Linked DNA regions of Mus musculus: region 2 is linked to region 1. The links are chromatin loops, found by intact Hi-C in ENCODE. Cell type or tissue: heart. All regions are shown on one strand. Links, peaks and the distances in the headings refer to the core of each region. The heading gives the core; the rest is flanking DNA.

Region 1 (10,500 bases), core at 4,462-6,961:
TGCTTTAGCTTTAGTTCTATATACCAGAAGAGCCAGTGGAGATGAGTGCTCATGGGAAACAGCACCAGGATCTAAATCCAGATTCCATCAACTCTCCAAGAGCATACTTCCCCGGCTTTCCTGTTCTCTGGAAGAAACCTAAAGGCACGGCCAAAAGCAACGTGGGCGCCGCTTTCTGTTTGCAGCTGTGGTCCTTTGTGGAGCCCATACTCCCAAAAGTCTGCCTTCCCGCTTTCCCCGCCTTACCTGGATCACTCCTCCCCCTTCCCCAGCTCTTCCAGCCAAAAAGGCCTCTGGCAGCTCCAGCATCTTCCCCAGCCAGTCCATCATCACGGTCTCCAGCTCTGTGCACGCTGGGCTTGCAGCCTGCAGTGGGGGTTGGGGGAGAAAGTGAGCAGCTAAGCCACAAGGCAGCTGGCCTCCGCACAAAGGAGTGACACAGGAAAGCATTGTTTCTTTGGTGGTTTTTATTTGATCAATTTAACAAAAAGTTCACATTTTTGCCCCCCAAATCCACCCTTGGTGGGGAATTAATCCCTTGGTTTCTGGGATTTGAGTGTGTCTCCCACATTCATATGTTGAAACCTGAACCCACGATGAGAATATTAAGAGGTGGGGGAGTTTACGGGTCAGCCAGCCTGTGTGGCTCCTTGCTCGTGAACTGATGGAAAGTGGGTCGTCTCGGGAGTGGATTAGATGGAAACAAGGAAGTTCACTCCAAGAACAGAAGTTCTTGTCTGTTTCACGCATGCCTGCTGCCCGCTGCATATTCTCTGCTGCGATCACACAGCAGGCCTTGCTGCCAGATGCCAGTAGCATGTTCTTCACACCCTCGAGTAGACTTCTAATGTTTATAAAGGATTCAGGCTACAGCATTTTGTTCTCCCCCTGAAAATGGATCGAGACAATGCTATGTTCTCATTTCCCAGAGATCCCAGGGCGCCTCAGGGGTTGGCTCTGCCAGGAGGCCTGGAAGCAGAGCCTGGGCCTGACAACACTGACAGAGCTTTACAAGGAAGACATTTCTCTCTCTTCCTCATCTCCTTCCAGATGAGATCCATCAGGGATCCATGAGGGTAGACCTCTATGGGCCCCTTTTGAGTTACCCCACCAATTGTATCATCTCCCCATGACAGGTCACAGGGTATAAGCTGAGAGCGTTCCCTGGATGCATCATCTTCCCCAGCCCACCACATACACAGCCATGGTTCTTTAAGAGCTAATGCTGAAACAGCAGCCCAGTTCCTGAGGAGTTTAGGGCCAATGCCTGGCTAAAACCCAAATTTAAACTCTTTCAATCTCAGGTGGGCCTCAAATGCCTGAACTCAGTCTCAGATATAGCTTCTTTCATTCATCCAGATTGGTGTAAGGGGGATGGCACCATGCCTGCCTGCTTGTGCTCGGTGTGCTTGATCATATAACAGAACAATATAAAAAGGTCTACTAGAAGACCCTCCTCCATGGCCAGGAGCAAATTTTATAGGGCAGGATGGAGCCAAGAAAACAGGTACTGCCTACTTTCTTCTGCTAGGCAACATCAGATAAGCCACTCATCTCATGTAGTCTTTTAATTCCCCAGTGATTTGGTGTCTGGCTTCTCTCCTCTCATTGCACACAGAAAGTAGCTAGCTGGGTACTCTCAGGTCCAGGCAAAAGTGACTTGAGCCTCCATTTATTTTGGGTCTTTACCTAAGGGGCACAACATGGTGACCAGGCTGCTCTTGTGCATTCTGGAATTATGACACATTGATGACAAGAGGAACTGAGGACTTTCCCCCTGCTGGTTAGATGGTTATCCCCATCCTGCTGGGTGCTACTGCAGCCAAGCTAATGCTAATTCTCAGTATAGGAGCCAACATTCCATGTTATGAACCACAGCTATCAAGCAACACAACCTCTGTGTCAGGCTCTTCCTCAACCAAGACCATCCTAGAAAAGCAGATAAGTCAGAGGTTGATTTTGGGTCTCCAGACAAATATATGCAGTGGCTTTTGGAGCAGCAGAATGACACCAATGAAACCTGCCACAACAACATTTAATGAAAGAAAAGGATACACTCATCCTAGGCTTGGTCTATAGAAGAAGGCCCCAAGTGCCTGACCTAAGAGCAATGGCAACAGTTCAGCAAGAAGGCCATCTCAGCTCTTCCCATGAGCTGTGACTCCCACTAGCCCAGCCCCTCAGTATCCCAGCTGGAAGAAAATCAGGTGCCATGTGGTAAAGCAGTCAGCTCAGCTGGGCCCTGATGGCTGCTGAGAATTCATAAGCACAAGAATCTAAGGCACAAATATGAGAGACACTCACTCTCTATCTAGAGAGCCCAAGACAGTTCTAGGCTTTGAGGAATTCTTCATGGAGTGAGCAGGCTCAGAACCTGAGAGCCAATGACATCTGCTTCAAATCTTGCCTGAAGCACACAGCTGGGACACAGAGCTCAGGGAGACCTAGGCCAGATGCCTTCAGTAGGGAACTTTCTAAGTCTTTACTCCATGTAGAAGAGGACCTCACACAGGGAGGGGTGAGTAGCCTGTAGGCAGGCATGGGCCTATTTTTAGCACTTTTGCTCTGCCTCCTTGCCCATCAGATAGGCTGGACAGTAGGCTGGTGGGAGGCCGATGAATGAGTCAAGGGTAGGAACCGTCTCCAAAGTCAGAGTGCATAGCAATCTTCTGGTCTTGGGGGAATGGAAGCTTCACAACCTTGAACTGGGATTTTGATTCAAATCAAGTGGTTATTAAAAACAACAACAACAAAAAAAAAAAAACAAAACCAAACAAATAGAAACCAAAAAACAGTACTATGCTGAATCCTCTTCTCTTCTCTTCTCTTCTCTTCTCTTCTCTTCTCTTCTCTTCTCTTCTCTTCTCTTCTCTGCTCTGCTCTGCTCTGCTCTGCTCTGCTCTGCTCTGCTCTGCTCTGCTCTGCTCTGCTCTGCTCTGCTCTGCTCTGCTCTGCTCTTCCTTCTCTTCTCTTCTCTTCTCTTCTCTTCTCTTCTCTTCTCTTCTCTTCTCTTCTCTTCTCTTCTCTTCTCTTCCTTCTCTTCTCTTCCTTCGCTTCTCTTCTTTCCCTTTTCTCCTCTCCCCTTCCCCCTTCTCCTCCATTCCTTTCCTCTCTCCTTGCTTCTTCTCCTTTCCTCCCTCTCCCCTCTATCTTTCTCCTTCTCCTTCCTCCCTCTCCCATATTCCACTCAGAATTTCTCTTCCCTTAGAAACTTCCTCCCTGGGACCCAAGCTCTGCTTTCTGCAAAGTAGCCCTGCTACCTACAGGTGACAGAGCCACCTGTTTCTGTCCTGTGTGCAAAGGGATCACCGTCTCATGCAAGAATAGACCCCACCACAGTGTCTTGGAGATACTCACCCAGGAGAAACCAATGCAGCCAATAGCACCACACAGCATGTCTGCAAGCATAGCTGGGTATGAGCTAGCCGTGGGGAAGTAAGCGAAGAAATAGGGACTGTGCCAGTGTGTCACCTGTGGGGAGGAGGACAGTTACTCTAGGACAAAGTGGTGAATTCCTCAAGGTACCTGTAGAAGGCAACTTGGGCAGAGTTTCTCAAGTTCAATCATCCTATACTTTCTGTCTGAATTTCACCCCATTATCATTACAGTAAACAGACTTCCTGTTTGTGCTTCAATATCTTTGCTAGTCAAGAAGGAAATGCTGTCTTCAGAAGATAATGTAGGAATTATTATATTTTTTTCATAACACGTGAAGTCTCTAGGTAGGAGCGACAGCAATACCTCTTTGGGTTCTTCCTGGGTTCTCTGGACAGGGAAAGCACTGCACCACACAACCGAGATCCTAGTGCAAAAGGCTTGGTTTTCTCAAAGCTGCCCTAGCAAATTCAGTTGCTTTTGTCTATTTTGGTTTTTTTTTTAATACCCAATTTTTAAAAACAATTTTTTTTTTTTTTTTTGGGTATTGTCCCTTTCCACTGTCTTGTACAATCTGGTCCATCTAACAATCAGTTCCTTTAAGAAGAGCTGTTGCTACCTCGGTTTCTCATAATAGCCACAATCTCCCCTGCTTCCTCTAGCACAGAAGAGGAAAACAACCTACTCCGTGCCAACCCTGACTTAGGTACAGTGGAAAAGCTCAGACTGACAGGGAAAAGAGCCTCATAGGTGGTGATCTTTGGAATCCCTAAGATGGTGGGAACCAGGATAGTGGTAAGGACACACAGACCAATATTGGCTACATGAGCAGTCTTTCCCTTGCAATGTGTAAGTTGAAACAACATCTCCAGCCCCAAATGGCAGTATTAGGAGACAGGGCTTTGGCAAGGTACGTAGATCATGAGAGTGGGGCTTTGTGATGGGATTTGGGCTCGTATAAGGAGATATGAGACTGATCATAGACTAACAATTCCAGAATTTATAGAGGGCACGGACTGTATCCATTTGGAAAGTTTGAACACAAATCCCACCCCACCACCGAATTTCATTAAATAAAAAATTCCACTTTTGAAATATTGAAAGTTGATCTTCTGTGTGGTGGTTTGTAGCAGGCTAAGGAAACATTTCTCTCTGAAAAGTTCAGAATGCTTATATGGTTCTGATCAAAAGATTCTGGAAAAATGGTCCACTCCTGATTTCCCAAAACCAGAAACTATGTTTCTTTCTGCATCGCTAGCCAGGTGAGACTATTTCTGACTTTTCTCCTCCAGATTCTAGTCAAATAAATGTTTCTTTTTCAGTGATTATAAGACAAAACTCTGAGGGTTTTAAGATCTCTGAAATCAGGATATATTTTCCAGTGTAAGGAACATGTACTCAGAAACTCTCCTCTGTACAAAGTACAAATTTCTGTGATGAGGCACAGTCTTAGGCTGGTATATATATATATATATATTTTTAAAGGATATGCCTGTCCTGGGGAAGAGATTTCACAAAGTGAACTGCGGGCAGAGATGGAAAAGAAGCATTCATTCTTCGCCAGAGTACAAGGAAAGACGATCCCTGAGAGCAGGAGGGGCCTAGATCCTGTCATTATAGAAGCTGCGAGCTCAAATCACTCCATGTAAACATTCAAGTAAAGATGAAAGTAGGGGTCTGCAGGATGTGAGGAGCATTGGGTGTCAGGCATAGAAGGAGCTATTAGAGGGGAGACGTTAAGTGTGGTGGTGGGGGAGGAGGAGGAGGAGACCAGAGCTAGCTCCCTACCACTGTGGGGTACAAAGCTGCTCTCTGTAACTTAAGAAGCCCTTATCTGAACCCAACCTCCACAAACTTGAGACATGTCGAAGCTGCCACGTCTACATTCTTTATTATAACATCTTGCTATGGCGTGGCTCTTAAGAATTCCTAAAGCTCCTTAAGTTTGAGGCTCACACCCCAAGGTGGCACTAGTGGGAGATACTAAGAGGCCTTTGCTGATGTGCCCTCAAAGGAGGCTGTGATGGCGATCCCCCGCCCCCCCCCCGCTCCCCGCCCCCCCCCCCCCCCCAATGCTTTCCAGCCCTGAAGTGAGTCGATTTCCTCTGCTGTGTGCTTCGGCCATGATGTACTGGCTCACAACCAGCTAAAAGCAACAAGACCAAGGAGTCCTGCAGCTGAACCTCCAAAACTACATGTCAAAATGAACCTTGTCCCCATGTAAGTTTGTCATTCCAGCTGTGTTACAGGGTCAGAAAGCTGACTAACACATTGCTTTTTTTTTTTTTTTTTTCATAGTCTTTGCAAAGATATAAACATGTCTTTTCTCAGTAAAACCACACTAGGCCTTTATGTGGCACGAGCAAGCCCCGATTAAGAAGATAGCCAACTAGGATAGCTCATTAAAAGCTGGAAGATTCCAGCAAGGCTCATTGCAAGTCTGTCTCCAGGCCTGGGAGTGGGACAGAGCCAGAGGGGGAAAAAAAAGTGAGAGTGGAAGAAAATCAGGGTAATGAAGAACAGGAAAGGGGGAGGGAGGGAGGGAGGAAGGGAGGGGGAGGGAGGGGCTGACAGTGAGTCTCGGAGGCTCTGGAGAACTTCACGGGCTGAGTGATGTGTTCAGCAGAGCAGGAGTGAGGCCCATGAGGCTTTAGGGAAAAAAAAAAGAATGTTCAGATAAAAACCAAAACATCTGTAGTGGTAACTCGCTTGTCTTTGCGGAAATGCCTTTATAAAGTGTAATTGCAAAGCCCCATAGAGGAAGAGGCCAAAGACTGCACAAAGGCAGAGGGCCAGAGGGCACAGATGGGGCCCAGGGCCTCAGTTTCTTTCAGGTACCTGGAGGCTCCACACTGTCTGCCGCCCTCCCAGGGTGAATCCTGACTGGAAAGCGCACTCCCCTGCTCTCCTCTCTGTGAATAGCCACAGAATGTGTGGGGTGGATAGTTCTACACTGGCTCTGCACAGCACAGACTCTTCACCTAACTTCTGGTTAACCACAGCTAGCAGGGGGCTGGCTGGATCTGTAACTTGGGGAGCTAATGCCAGAGCCTCTGCATTTTCCAGCTTTGCTCTGCACAGTAAATACTCCTATAGAACACAGACTCCTGCGGGAGGACCGCACATTTTTCCAGCACTGCGCTCCTGTATTCCTACTTGGCCTGACATTTGACTAGGCCTCCCTGTACTGGCTTTATGCTGAACGGCTTAGTTTATTTGCTCAACTCCCAAGCCAGAGCCAGAATTTTGAGTTATATTCAAAGAACAAATGCCATGGGAAATCTCCTTAAGATGAAACTTGACGAGGGCTATGAGAGATGTTCTGGAACCGAGGAGCTGCCTCTGAAGCCCAGGACTTTGGCTGACTATGCGCCTCCCCAGAGCCTCTGTGTTCTCTGTGAAAACAAGAGCAGACTGTCCACTCTGTCAGATCCCCTCCTGCCTACTCCTCGGTCACCTTAAAGTCACAACTAGTAAGCCCCAGTAGGGGTGTGTGCAATCCGCCAGTGTTACCAGCACCAGGCCCAGACTTCGTTCAGGAATTAATGATCAGGGTCACACCCATTTGTTCAAGGCCATGTTAAAGGATAGGCTTTTAGGTAAATTGCTTGCTGGGTAAAGTAGTACTCTGGAGACGGGGCACTGAGATTCACTGCAACCCTTTGATCCCTCTGACTATCAGGGATAGCTCAGCTATTCTGTGCCCTTAGGCAGAACCTGTGCACAACTGTCCATGCCCAAACAAAATGGAGCAAACATTTTCTGGGTACATGAACGTTAGCCTTTGGCAGATCTAAGAACGATGCAAGTACCTTTATTTAGGGTAATTAATTAAACTGCTTGCAATCGACCACTAGGAGCTTATTTTTTCGTGCTATCAAAGAATAACCCTCTAGGAACCCTGTATGGTGATGCAAATACTGGTCTTGGAGGCCTTGGAGAAAGCCCTTGCACTGCCTATGTAGTTTGGCTCTATCCTTTACTCTCCCATGAGAGCTTCATGGACCACCTAACTTCTCTAAACCTAAGCTGTCTCCGCTGAAAGCAAAACAGAGGTTAGTAGTTTCTCTTTAGCTTACGTGTTGTGGTGACCCCATGACACTGGAAGTACAGCTTTCAGGGGGTGCTTTATAGGCATAAGCCCAGCTGTTATTTGACCTCAAATCCATACTCACTTACCCCTGGCATGATTATCTTCTCGATGTCTTTGATTATGTCCTCGTATGTTTCTGGCTCCTGGGGGGCAGTGGCAGGGATCAGGGGCCGAAGATAGCCAGGCTCCACATCAGGGTACACTGGACGACCCTCAATGCCATCCAGATAGTCAGCTATATAATCCACCATCTCCTTGCCTCTCCTCCGGAATTCACGGGAATCCATGTTGAAAACTGCCGACAGAGAGAATAGAAATCAACCAATAAAACATTATAACTCTGAACTGGGCAGGGGGGTGAGCAAGTCCAGGGAGCAGAGATTCTATATCATAAAGACCCTCAGTCCCCAACCCAGCATCCCTTGCCACCTTCTATGTCTGGATGAGATAGACATGCCACTGGATCCACACAGTGCTGCACAATGACCACTCCACATCTCACAAGACAGTCAGCAGAAGACAGAACAGCACCCTCATTTAAAAATAAAAATATCACAGTAAAATGCAAGAAGCACACAGTTATGGATCCTTCCGACTTTAATGACAAATACTGGTTCCCATTCTGGCCCACATTCTGCCTGTATGTACCCTTTGTTAGCCATCTGAATGAGAGCCTTGCACTTCGAGCCCCACTTTTCAGCTGAGAAATGAAGACGGCCACGGCAGCCCCTGAAGAATGGGTAAGGGTAGGACCACAATCTCTGGAGGCTCAGCCGAGAGCCTAAGACAGCACAGCTCTGTCCAAAGCTAGAGATATATGTCTTTTCCTGGAATCCCATCTCCTGGTGACCTGCACCTTTGCCTATAATCTGCTTATCAGGATGGTACTTTCTTTATATTACCCAAGTCAGACACACAGGCAGCTATCAAGAGTTTGTGTTCGTTATCTTCTTCAACATTCCAAAAGTCTGAGTGAAGCTGACATACAGTCATTTTTCTACCAGGCACTTACTGCGGCTTACTTGGGCTGCAGATCATGAGACAAATCTTTTTGCAGTACATTTCTTCGAGAGTCGTTTTAAACAGTAAAATCACAAGAAAAACAGTAACAATATAAAAGATGAGGTCAAAACAGATTAGGGGGCGAAAGGACCCTTAATTTACATCACAAGAGCTCAAAACACAAGGCAGAGAAGCGCCTGGTTCAACCGCAGAGGGATTGTGAGCTTCTGATGATTCACGGAGTTCCCTGGCTCTGTGCTTGGTCAGGAAGGCATAGTGAGCCTTAAGTGAGGATTCAGATACAAGTTAGCATGCTGGAGAAACTGAGTGTCTCGAACTTATGTTTGGTAAAAATCAAATGTATTTGCAAAACAAGAAAGATAGACAACCTGCTAGAATCCTGTCCTCCCCATTTGTAACATGTCTTTCCTGAATAGTTGCTAAATTTGTGAGAGACAATTGAAAGCTAAACAAAGGATACATTTCTAAATCCCTCCCTTAGTCCAGAGCTTTGTAATTGAAGATGGATTTTCCATCAGAGTAAGTACTGGGGATGAGTCAAATCCATTGTGATTAGCATTGGAGCTGACCTTCATGTCCTGTTCCCAGCACTGCCCCATGCTCCCCATTGTCTGGGATGGGAGGGGGGCTGGACAGATTTTGTGATGTTAAATGCGTTCAAAATGATTCATCAGACACTTTTTTAAAATGGGAAGACAGATTTTTATTCAAGAGTACTGCATAGGGGAAAAAAGTTTGCCCTCAACTTTGAAACACCAGGGACAGATGGGGAGCTGTAGCCAAAGGGGGATTACTCAGGGCTTTCCGGAGGAGTGAAGCCCACCATATACATATACTTCTAACTACAAAAGGCGGTTTTTTGGGTTGACTCACATGCTCAGAGGCTGTTTCTTCCCACAATGGCTGTCAGCAAGCTGGAGGACTAGAAACAAGTTGGCACTTAAGTCCAAGAAACCGGAAGTCTCCGTACAGGATCCACCAATGGTCAACCAGAAATCAAAGCCCTGGAGGTACCACAGGGAGTCACTGGGTGTTGGTATTTATTGAGAGACGGAAGAAGCCAGAGTCTGATGTCCACCAGTCAGGACAGCAGCAAAAAACAGATACCTGCTAGGGCAGGGCAGTGGAACTTCCTCCTTCGGCCTTTTGATTCATCTGACCCAGTCTATTGGTGCTGCTCAGATGCAAAGCTAGTTCTTCTGTCAGTTCACTGACCACCCTCCAAGAGTTTCTGGTAATATTGTCCCATACGCACCAAGACATGTGCCTTATCAATTTCCTAGGTGTCTCTCACTCTAACCAAACAACCAAGGGCAATGATGATAGCACCCACTAAACCCAGTGAGTAAGAAAAATGACTGAGAGCATAGGAGTTAGTCTCGGGGTTGGGAAGTAGCAAGCTGGATCAGATAGATACCAAGGGTGGAAAGAGATGAGATACATGTGATTAGATGCTAGCAATATCCGCTTTGCAGGCAGGGCTTCTTTGTCAAACTGGGTTTAAGCTGACTAATGTTGAGCTAGGAGATAGTTGGTATCCAAGGACAACGTACCTGATCAGGTTTTTCCTTCCTCCAGTGTTCTCCACTAAAGGGACTACACACAGGCATGATTTAAAGATGACCCAGCCTCCATTTCAGAGTTACCATTTGGGTGCACATTTCAGCCAAGAGTGCTTAGGAGACAATGGTGATACATAAGGTAAGCTATAAATTACAGCCCAACAGGAGGCGGGAGGGAAACCATATTGGTAAATGCATTCTGTCCTGTGCCTTCTCACGATGACATACTACATACGCACTGGGACCTGGCTACAGTCAGGCGGTGCCCCTCCTTTGCTGAGTATTACCATCATTATCTGTTTCCAGCTCTGTTTGTGGGAAAAGGTGGGCGGGGGTGGGGGGGACGGCAAAATGCAGAGCTGAGGTTCAGGGTCAATAGATGACCTATTCGTACAGACCCTGACTCATGTTTAGTGGCTATACACCAACATACTTCTCAAATTGCTA
Region 2 (10,500 bases), core at 3,963-6,462, 58 kb before region 1:
AACTTGTCTCGGAGACGACATGGAACCAAGTGGATTTTTTTGGCGCTGTTTATTCTTTGTAAGAGAGTTTCGTTCAACTCATTGGAGCCCTGGGGGAATTAGAAAGCAGATCCATCGTATAACACAAAGTCTAGTAACACCTAGAGACGGTAGACAATGAAGAAACCATCTTTACTTTTCTTTTACATGTAAGATGGCAGAAAGTTTGATGAAATGACTAACATGGGCTTAAAGAACTTATAAGATAACTTCTCCCTGTGATAGCGTTTCTCAGCAATCTGTATTATCAGAAGTTGACCTTCTTATCCTCCAAGTTTGTTTAAGAAAGATGAAGGTCCCTGGAGGGACTGTCAGCAAATAGATGAGGATAAACTATGTGACCCTGTCTCTGGTACACTAGAGCAGCTTTAGATACATTGGAACCCACGGGAGGTCTCAACAACAGAGACCATGGAGCACCCCAGGCAAGGCTAGCTGTTTCCCAGAAGAATCTCTAAAGGGCATTTGTAAATGCGGGAATGGGGGATTATGGATAATCTCTATACAGCTTCTCTAGAAAGAAAATAGTCAACAAGCTGGAGACAGAGAGGCCAGAGCCCTCCACTCCCAATGACTAACCAGAGATAAGAGGACCTTATCAAACAACACACAGCCAGCCATCACTTTCCAGCTGGGCCCCAAGTAGACAGGCTGGTAGCTGTTCTCTGCCTATTTCTTTACTCCTTTGTATAACTGTCATGAAATGGCTTCCAAGCTGCTAAGCCTTTCCGTCTAGCAAAATGTACCAGGGGCTGGTTTCAGGCTTCACTCCCTAATCATAAGACCCTTGCTAGGCTAGACCACTATTCTGGATTTTAAGGGTCGAGAGGTAGGAGGATACATGGAAAGGAAAGTGTTACCTCTGCCTGGACCATGACAGCTGAACACCTGCTGGATATTGAGAACTGCTCTTGGCCTTGGACAGATTCACATGCTTCTAGCTTCAGGTCTGAGTGTGACATCTAAGAAAATCTTTTCTCTCACTATACGTGAGAGAACTACAGGCTATTCATATTGTTGGTATAGATGCTGTGACTGGACAATAAGGTCCTATTCAAGGAAGGATGATAAACACACACACACACACACACACACACACACATATGAGAGCACACACTTGAAATTCATATAACACAAAAAACAAAAGCCAGTTATTTAGGGGAAAGTTGTGTGCTATTTTCAATTGCTTTAGGTTAGAAAGCACTTCCAAGAAGCAGGACCAGAAAGCAAACAGAAATGATCAGAGATGCAATAATGAAGAGGCAAAAGTAGGGCTAGAGAGATGGCTCAGCAGTTAAGAGCACTGACTATTCTCTCAGAGGTCCTGAGTTCAATTCCCAGCAACCACATGGTGGCTCTCAACTATCTATAATGAGATCCAATGCGTTTTTAAAAAGATTTATTTATTTATTTATCTCATGTATGTGGGTACACTGTCTCTGTCTTCAGACACACTAGAAGAGGGCATTGGATGCCCATTACAGATTGTTATGACCCACCATGTGGTTTCTGGGAATTGAACTCAGGACCTCTGGGAGAGCAGACAGTGTTCTTAACCACTGAGCCATCTTTCCAGCCCTAAATACATTTTCTTTCCTTTTTTCAAGACAGGGTTTCTCTGTACAGCCCTGGCTGCCCTAGAACTCACTTTGTAGACCAGGCTGGCCTCGAACTCAGAAATCTGCCTGCCTCTGCCTCCCGAGTGCTGGGATTAAAAGCGTGCGCAACCACGCCCAGCTCTAAATACTTTTTCTTAAAGGCAAAAGTAAGATAAGTAAGATAAAAGGAGCCTGGCCAGGGAAGAAGGAGTAACTATGCCATTGTAATGCCTCATACTTTATGTCTAATAATGGGCCACAAGGGCCAGAAAGTATAGCTTTGTGGTAGAGCAGTTGCCTAGCACCCGTGAGACCCTAGTTTTAATCCCCAATGCCACAAAAATGAATTTTGTATAATGGATGCTACTTTAAGTCAGCAGAGTGGTGCATACCTGTACCCTCACCTTTTGAGAATGAAGATGAAAAAATCTGTTCAAGATAGTCTTAGGCTAATATAGCCAGTTTGAGAGTAGCCTGGGCTACATGAGATTCTGTCTTAATAAGTAAGCAGCCACAGTATATGCTTCTTGAACTCATCAAATTGGAAAAGACAAGGACAAGGTGGCAAATCACACAATATAGTTATACAGGCAAAAAAAAAAAGAAATGGTGTTTGGCTAACATGCTTCCTTAATAAAAAAGGCACAATCGTGGCAAGGAGGTAACAAAGTTTCACAGAAGGAAAAGTTTCTTAGCCAAAGAGTCTGGAGGGTTCTGTGTGTGACGGCTGTGCACACTACCATGCATGTGAGAAGGAGCAAAATCTGAGGCCAAGTGTATTTGGAATAATCCTAAATGATACAAATCCACCAATATCTTAGCCTTCACTACAACATCACATCAAGAGTGAAGCTGACAATCACAAAGGCGATATTATGCAGAGGTCTTTAAGGAAGACAAAGAGGTCCTAAAATTATATTATGGTGATGACCTCACAACCAGAAATCACTCAAATGTATAAGCTAAAGGCCAACATGAATTATATCTCAATAAAACCATTAAAATTAAAATATAAGCATCCTACAAAACTGAAAATATCTTACTGCAGCAGCCCACTGCAATGAAAACAAATACTTGGAGGACAAAGAAGTCAACACAGTACCAATGCCAATGTTGGTAGCCCTGTCATATCCCATGCTCCACACACCGAACTCCAGAGACATATACTTGAGGCATCCCACACAAGCTACCTATGGCCCACTTTCTTGGTCATTCTATACATCTTCCTTAGACATTACATTTCATGCTTGCAGAAAGCATGGGGCTCCTCTCTAGCACTCACGCCATAACGCTTGTGATTGATCCTTCTAGAATCTCCCAAACTTAGATCTTATCTCAAACCTTTAAGAATCAAGATGAGGGAAGGAGGTGGTACAGGGAGTGCAACAGCATGAAAATGATGTATCCCAGATTGCTCCTTCTCATGACTGTTGTCTAAGCTTGAACAAGGAGGTCTCCTGAAGACCTTTTGAACTGATTCAGAAACTTCCAGTCAAGTGTAGTGGCATGTGTCTGCAGACCCAACTACTTGGGAGGATTGCAAGTTTCAGGTCAGCCTGGGTAATATCTTGGAGCCCTTTTCTCTTAGTTTTTAAAAGGGGAGAAAAAGGAGGCAGGTTCTGGTATTATGGCATAGTGTGAACTTGTCCTGAATCTGTGAAGCTCTGGGTTCCATCTCAGTACTGTAAAAAGGAGGAGAGGAAGGCGAGGAGGAAGAAAACAAAACATAAAACTGTTGGCCTATTAAAAGCCATCTTAGTAACGGCCAGAGCATCTGGTTTCGTTTATAAGACAGTGATGAGCAGGGCCTTTTGAGTAACATGGTTGTGTAAGTCTCTGCAAAGATAGCTTACTCCCGTGCCGATCTGGGCAGGCTTCCCTCCCAAGGAGAACACAGAACTCAGGTACCCGCTCTGCACAGGAATCTTGTGGAGGTATATATAGCCAGATGACTAGGACAGTGGGGTTTGTTTATCAACCCGGTTCCCAGATGTGCTGATGTTGTGTGTCCACAGGTGACCTGGTTACTGAGGCCACAGGCAACTCAGCAGAGGATTACAGTTCCAGAGGTATTGGATGGACTCTTGGCATTGGGTCAAGAGGAAAGCATCCAATCACATCAGAGGAAACTGGGCAGCAAGTCCATGGAGGAGAGTCTACTGGGCCAGTCAGCCAGCCAGCGCGGCCTGCTTAGCACCACAGGTCATGTTCTGTAGCCCTTGGCAACTGGTACACAACTTTGCTTGTGGATGTCCTGAATAATACTTTATTGTGTTCAACAAAAACAAAGATGGCTGACACTGGCATAACATACCTTTAGCCGGAAGCAGACCAACCCAAGAATGACTTCTGTGCAAATTTCAAAGCGAGGGTCCTGGCGTACCAGTGACTCAAACTCATGAGACAGCTCCACGTGCTGGAAAAAGGGAAGGGAAACTTGCTGTCTTTCTCATCACAACTTTAGCCTAACCCTGGCCACCCAGTACCTTATAGGGCTGCACATCTATTAGTCATTCACATGCGCTGAGCAATGTCCTGCATCCTCACCAGCATTTCCCACATAGGTTGAGAAGAAACTCATCTGCCCTATACCACAAGGATTCCAGCTTCCTCAAAAAAAAAAAAAAAAAAAAAAAACCTCATTTTCTTCTGTCCATGGATCTATGTTTTAACCCCCTTCCGTTTATAATTTTATAATAAACATTATAAAGAAGTAGTTGAAGATTCTAAAAGAAAAAAAGGCCACCTTGACCTCCTCATGATAGCTTTATTAATTTGTAGATAGGAAACTGAGACCCTGCAAGAACAAGTGTCATAGCGTAGGCCTCAGTCATACCTGGGCTCAGCTGAGATTCACATCAGCTGCATCTGATGTGTACACTGGGGTATCACTTCTGCAGTAAATGGGATAGTGATCCCAGCCTGATTCCAACTTACAGACAGGAATCACCCTAACCTGCCACATTCAAGAGCTGTGTCCCCTCTGGTGTGATGGTGTGTGCCTGTAATCACAGCACCTGGAAGATTCTATGAGCCTGAGGCCAACCTGATCGACATACTGAGCCCCAGGCCAACCTGATCGACATACTGAGCCTGAGGCCAACCTGATCGACATACTGAGCCCCAGGCCAACCAAGGCTACATACTGAGACCCTAGCTCCAAAATAATAAAATAATTAAAAGGAAAAAGAAAACGCTATGTGATCGCATTGAATACACCAACTTATTTAATCTCTAGATGTTTAAAGAATTCAAAAACTGATTAAAACCACATATGAACATTTGCTCACTCTCCAAGGGCACACTTAGCTAATTGGAGCCTCCTGGCATCCAGCACTACCTTCCACAAGGCCCATCCTTTAGAGGAGCTGAAGCACACACAGCTTGTTTGGTCATAGATGCCACAGAAGCAATTGTCTCAAGTCTTCCCACCAGAGGGCACCAAAGATTCAGGACTAAAATGCTCTTCAATTAGCTCAAGCCTAGGAACGCCATCTTTGACCATTCCTATGGTCTCCTGTGAAGGCTGGATTGGGGCCTTTCCAGAAAGAGGTGTGGTGTGTCTTTAACCTGGCACAAGCTAATCGCAGTGAGCTGTCCTGAACTGAGAGTCATCACCACCTTTGACTGATAAACCACTTGGGGTTTCTTTCTTATTACACACAAGTTGACTCACCCTCCTTATCCCGTTTGCAATTGGATCAGGGACTATCTAGAAATCTACACACACTCTAGGTTTCTAGTTCTTTCCCCTGTGTAGCTTCTTACACTGCTCAATGTTTGCATACATTTCCTTACAACAGTTTTGTGACCTGGACAGATGCCAGTTTAGAAGAGACACGGGTACTCTTCTAACAACTGCTTTTCTGCATCCTGTCATAGAAGAGGGCCCGAGACACTCAGCCCCTGCCTTTAGCTGCACATCTGGTAATGCAGTGGGACTTAAGGGGAAAGCTGTCACCACCACAGGCTGGAAACCACAGGCATGCTTGCCTCATCAAGATGATGTTGTGGCTTAGAAAGGACTCAGCTGAAGTCACTGGGCCCTCTGCATCTGACTAAATGGGTAGACATGTCCTGGCTCATACTCAGGGCTTAGCCTGGAAACAAACAAACAAACAAAAAAAGTAGGGTAGTAGGACTTAGAATAATAAGCGGCTCCTCAAGCTACTTTAAGGCACATCATAGTGACTGGGTGGCTTATTGGAACCGAAGTTCCATACTGCCCAGAAAGCCTCCTTGAGACAAAAGGACTAGATGGTATCTATCCCAACCAACTCAAAGGTTTTCTTAGTTTGGGAGGTTTGGGTTGTTGTTGCTGCTGTTGTTCGTTTGCTTGCTTGTTTTATTTCATTTTGTTTGGCGGTAGTGGGGGAGAAAAACATTATGCTCTCATTACTAGTATTGCTCCGTCAAAATTACTGCTGGATGGATACGTGGAAAACATTAAATTTACACACTGCTTTTAATTAACTTCCTGGAGCTGATAACCTATATTCTAATGAAAGTGTCTTAGAAGATACATAGAACCAGTTTGTGAGTGCCTTAATCGTAAAGGCCCAAACTACTGCCTGATTCCAACGCTGTGCTTAAGGAAAAAAAAAAAAAAAAAAAAAAAAAAAACGCTCTTTCAGACAACAGCAGATCATGGCTGCTCTCACTCTCTTTCCAGCCTGAACTTTCCAGCCCCGGGCTGGGCCTCCCCTCCCCTCCCCTCCCCTCCCCTCCCCCAGAAGCTCTTTCCTATGTAATCCAGACATTTTGGCCTCTCGCTCCCCCTCACTCCCCCCTCTCTGCATTCTCTCTCCCTGAACGCGCATGCTCTTTCTCGCTTTCTCTTCCCCCTCCCCTCTGTCTCGCTCCTCGTGGCGCCTCGTTCCTTGGGACCAGTGAACTCGCCCCAGAGCTGCTTCCCAAGAAACCTGCCTTTATTCAAACCTGGTTTGAATTGACTCGTTTCACTGGGGGAGAATAACTTATCACATCCATTCCTCTGTCCCCAAAGGCCTGTCCCTTCTAGGAAATTGTCTGTCTCTGCTTGTATATGAAAATTCTGATGCCCTCATGTTTATGAAAGGGCCTCATGATGTACTTTTCAGAGCTTATCCCTGTTGTTAGGCAATGCATGATGGTGTTTGCTTACAAAGACACCTGAATTCGTTTCTGAGTTTCCTACGACCGACCGTTAGAACATTAGATAAACAAAGAAGGCAGTCACCTTTCGGATGTAAGCCTGCAGCCCCTTGACTCCGTACATTCTAAAAACAAACCACATTTTCAAAGAGCGAAATCGTCGCCCCAGTGGGATCTGCCAGTGCTGAAATAAAATATAAAGAACCCGTCAGTGAGAACAGTGCAAACAGCCAGGCTCCTTTTCAGCTTCCCAGTCAGCCGGTTTCTTCTGGAAGCAGCCAGTTTCCTATAGAATGGCCGTTTCCCAGCCGGGAAGGCGTACAACTTGTTGTGTGAGCTGGGGAGAAGAGAGGGAGAAGCTGCCTTCACATCCTGTGGAGATGAGGACAGAAGAAACACTGAACGAGAGGCACTGAAGTTTACCATTTTCAACGCACAAATGTCTGCTGAGTACACCCCAGAGGAGGCACTCCAGGAAGAAATAGGAATGATGTGGTCCTGCCCTAGGCAGCTTCCGAGGGGGCAGGAGGTCATCCAGGCAGAGAGAGGGTGCTGAACTCCTTGTGTGTCTGCCTTTCTCTGCCTGGATGCACTGAAGCTGCACTCTGAAACAGTATCAGCGCCTTTGTCTCACTGACCTCTGGGGAGTGACCCCTAATACCCTTTTACCAAAGAAGCCTGCCTCTGCTTCTCCTAGCTTTTCCAGACGGTCATCTGACAGGCTGTTCACACTGGCTCCTCACATTCTTCTTGATGGTGATGGATGATGGTTGGAAATGCAATAAAAGCACGTAGGAAAGGGCAGGCATGAGACACAGGCCTGTCGGGAGGATGGCCTTGCACTACTTCCTGGCTTTCTTTGAAATTCTTTTACTTGGGCTTACAAAGGGCGGGCTGGGGGAGGGGAGCTCTTTACTTCTTATCTAGTCCGGAGGCTCCAGTCTCCTGGAGAGAAAGCGCAGTCTCCCTTCTGGGTGGTGTTCTACAGTTGGGAAAAGCACCCTAAACTCGCCCGCTGTCTACCATCACAGAGCCCACTAAGAATTAGCTTTAGCTACAATTAAGAGTGAGCTCCGTGCTGCTTCTAGGAACACAGAGTTTATTTTTAAATGCAGTCGTTCCTCCCTGAATCATGAAATCTGAGACAACACCAAATGTATATATGCTGTTTCCCCTATACTTGTATGCCTATGGTATAATTGCTTTTTGTTTGAGGCACAGTCTCATTATGTAGCCCCAGCTGGCATGGACTTAGTAGGCTAGGTTGGTAGGCTAGGAGAACCTCCTGCCCCTGCCTCCTGAGTTCTGGGGTTAAGGGTGTGCGCCATCAGACTTTACTCCCTAGTTTAATTCCTTATTATTAAACTGTTTCTTTATGAAGGCCTCTGGTTTTCCTGAATTATTATGCAGCAGTCCTGCAACTTTTACCAAGTATATAAAATCAGAATGAGACAATAAGGCCATAGGATGTGCGGGGTTTTTTTGTTTGTTTGTTTGTTTTTCCATTTTGCTTCTGCACAGTTTAAGTACCATTGTGGGGAAGGGGACATCTGACCTCATGCCAAGTTCACTTAAAACAATGGAGGGTCTGCTGACAATTGCTGACAGACTTGCCAAGCTCTGTTTAACGTAGAGCTTTTCCTCTCAAAAGTCTGGCATTTGTACCCCCCACAAGAGTAATACAAATCCAAAGCCCACAGAAGTGTCAGGATGAAAAGATTTTAAGTGATCTTATCCTCAAACTACTTTTAATATTATTCTTATAGTATCCCTTAAATTGTGCTTTCTAAAAGGTAACTTGGATCCTAAATAGGGCTAGCTTGTACAAAGTTAAAGGAGAAAATGGAGTGTTCTCTTGGCCATACCCATAGCTGCACAAGTCCTAGCTTTTCCCCATAGCACAAGCTTCCATGAGACTCTGGCCTGGGAGAAGATAGGATGAAGATTCCCTGGTAACCTGCACCTGCCAGCCTGCAGCTGTCATCAGAAGAAGGAAGGGTACTCTGTGTCTAGGAGAGGCAATCCTGCTACCCCTTATTATCAGTGGCTGACATACTGCCCCAAGAATTTAGACACACTACTTCGGACAAGATGCTTTGATAGTGTCTTGTGTTCACCATGCACACCCGCCTCCCCACCCAGCAAATAAGCCAGGTCAGATTTTTTTTTTAGTCAGAGAGGCAGCAGATGAAGTGGGCCCCTTCGTGTTCTGAGAGAGACAGCAGATGCAGTGGGCCCCTCATGTTCCCAGCCCGGCTTGGCTTCTATTCTTGGAAGAAACCTCCCAGCATTACTTGCGGTTCCAAATTCCTTTCCAGAGCAAAGCTGGGACATCCTGGTGTTTTCAAAATCCAGAAAACATTTGTGGTGAATATTAAAAAAAAAAAAAAATGGAGAAAGAAGTAAAGTGAGTAGAGGAAAGACTGCCAAGACTACGATCCTGTCCAAGAGGCTGGCTCTTCTCTGACTCTGCCCTAGCACTCCCCAGGACGCTGCCCCAAGTACAGGCAGAAGGCAGAAAAAAGGGCCACGTGGGCTGTGAAGACCGACCCTTGATGGACGTGGCAGAGATGCTTACGGCAAAGCCACCTAATATGTCTGTCAGAACACATTTAGAAGCTGCCTCTTGTGGCCTCCTGCTCCGGAATGTGGTGGGGGTGTGTGTGTGACAGCAACAGCACAGTAGGGAGCCCTTGGCACCTCAGAGTTTGATTACAATGGGCAAAGCCACTCACTTACCCTGTAGTCAGTGATGAATCCTGGAGAAAAGAGAAAGACAAAAAGCAGCCATTAGAGAGAGGCCATTAGAAGAAAAGGTATCCTTTTTTCCTCCAGGCTTATAAGTGATGACTTCTGTGGCAGACATGAAACTATCCAAGGACTGGCTAGGGCTAAGTGTTCTGTGTGGCTCATTCAAGGTAACTGACTCAAGGGGAGTCCCTGAAAGCAGGATGCCCAGGACACATTTGGAAGGCTGAATTGTTAATGGAGCTGGTGATACAAAGAATGATTCAAATAATAAGGAGGTGGGGGGGGGGGTCGTCTCATCTCCATATTCAAGGGTGTTGACTGGCATCTGGCACAGAGCAGCTGCTCTATACACTCTGAGTCAAATTCCTTCTTATCCTGGACTCAGTGCTCCCACATGGGTTCTGAAAAGCCTGTTTAGCACTCTCATGTTCTCTGGTGCCTACAACCCTAGATCCCAGGACAGCATGGGGAAGAGAGCCCTGTGTGGAGTCACAAACCACAGTTTCTAGAGTGTCTTGGACACAGACTAGGGGAAAACACAAAGGCTGGCTGCAGCCCTGTTGGGCACAATAGGGAGTCAGGCACCTTGGAAATCTCTCCCAGAAATGCAGGCCAAGCAAAGCGTGCTGCAGCTTGCACACACCCCTGCTTTCTAGGCAATAGCAACTGTAGCATGGTAGTTTCAGCTGGAACACCTAACATACCCACGGTGCACTGCACTGCAAGGGAGGGTTCACATTCTCTATCCAGGACTTCTGAAGTAATTATTTGACTTCTACTGGGAATCAGGAAAGTCTAGGTCTTTTCTTAACGAGGATAAAGTAGCCATGTTGGGGACATACATAACTACTGGTCTCAGCCTATCTTTTGAGTGACTCAGAGACAGGGTCTTCAATTCCCATCCCACACTCTGACCTTTTCTCTGGAGCCTCTTGCCAGCAACGGAGCTCATAAACAAACTTGATGTCAGTGGCATGGT

The links. Hi-C counts contacts between places; a loop is a spot of excess contacts. Peaks named below come from ENCODE experiments on the same cell type or tissue, not always from the same donor. Only the 100,000 strongest peaks of a DNase experiment are listed, where the experiment ranks them.
Region 2: it touches region 1 in a loop (3-fold over the local background); 5 of 42 quality-filtered maps call a loop at or near these places.

The regions. Positions count from the first base shown.
Region 1 is chr11:11,872,888-11,883,387 of GRCm38, forward strand. It overlaps Ddc (dopa decarboxylase), which reads right to left. Exons shown (of 15, transcript NM_001190448.1): 2 at 7,555-7,763; 3 at 3,358-3,471; 4 at 247-366. The coding sequence starts at 7,755. It overlaps 1700042O10Rik (RIKEN cDNA 1700042O10 gene), which reads left to right. Exons shown (of 4, transcript NR_045178.1): 3 at 10,070-10,192. Among named protein-coding and RNA genes, the nearest start is that of 1700042O10Rik, 10 kb to the left of the region's middle. In heart, for the core only: no CTCF peak of the experiment used is centred there; DNase peaks (open chromatin) are centred at 5,994 and 6,724; H3K27ac peaks cover 2,500 bases.
Region 2 is chr11:11,815,340-11,825,839 of GRCm38, forward strand. Ddc (dopa decarboxylase) reads right to left here. Exons shown (of 15, transcript NM_001190448.1): 11 at 9,510-9,529; 12 at 6,856-6,954; 13 at 3,952-4,053; 14 at 1-89. Among named protein-coding and RNA genes, the nearest start is that of Fignl1, 12 kb to the left of the region's middle. In heart, for the core only: no CTCF peak of the experiment used is centred there; DNase peaks (open chromatin) are centred at 5,172 and 5,602; H3K4me3 peaks cover 27 bases; H3K27ac peaks cover 2,253 bases.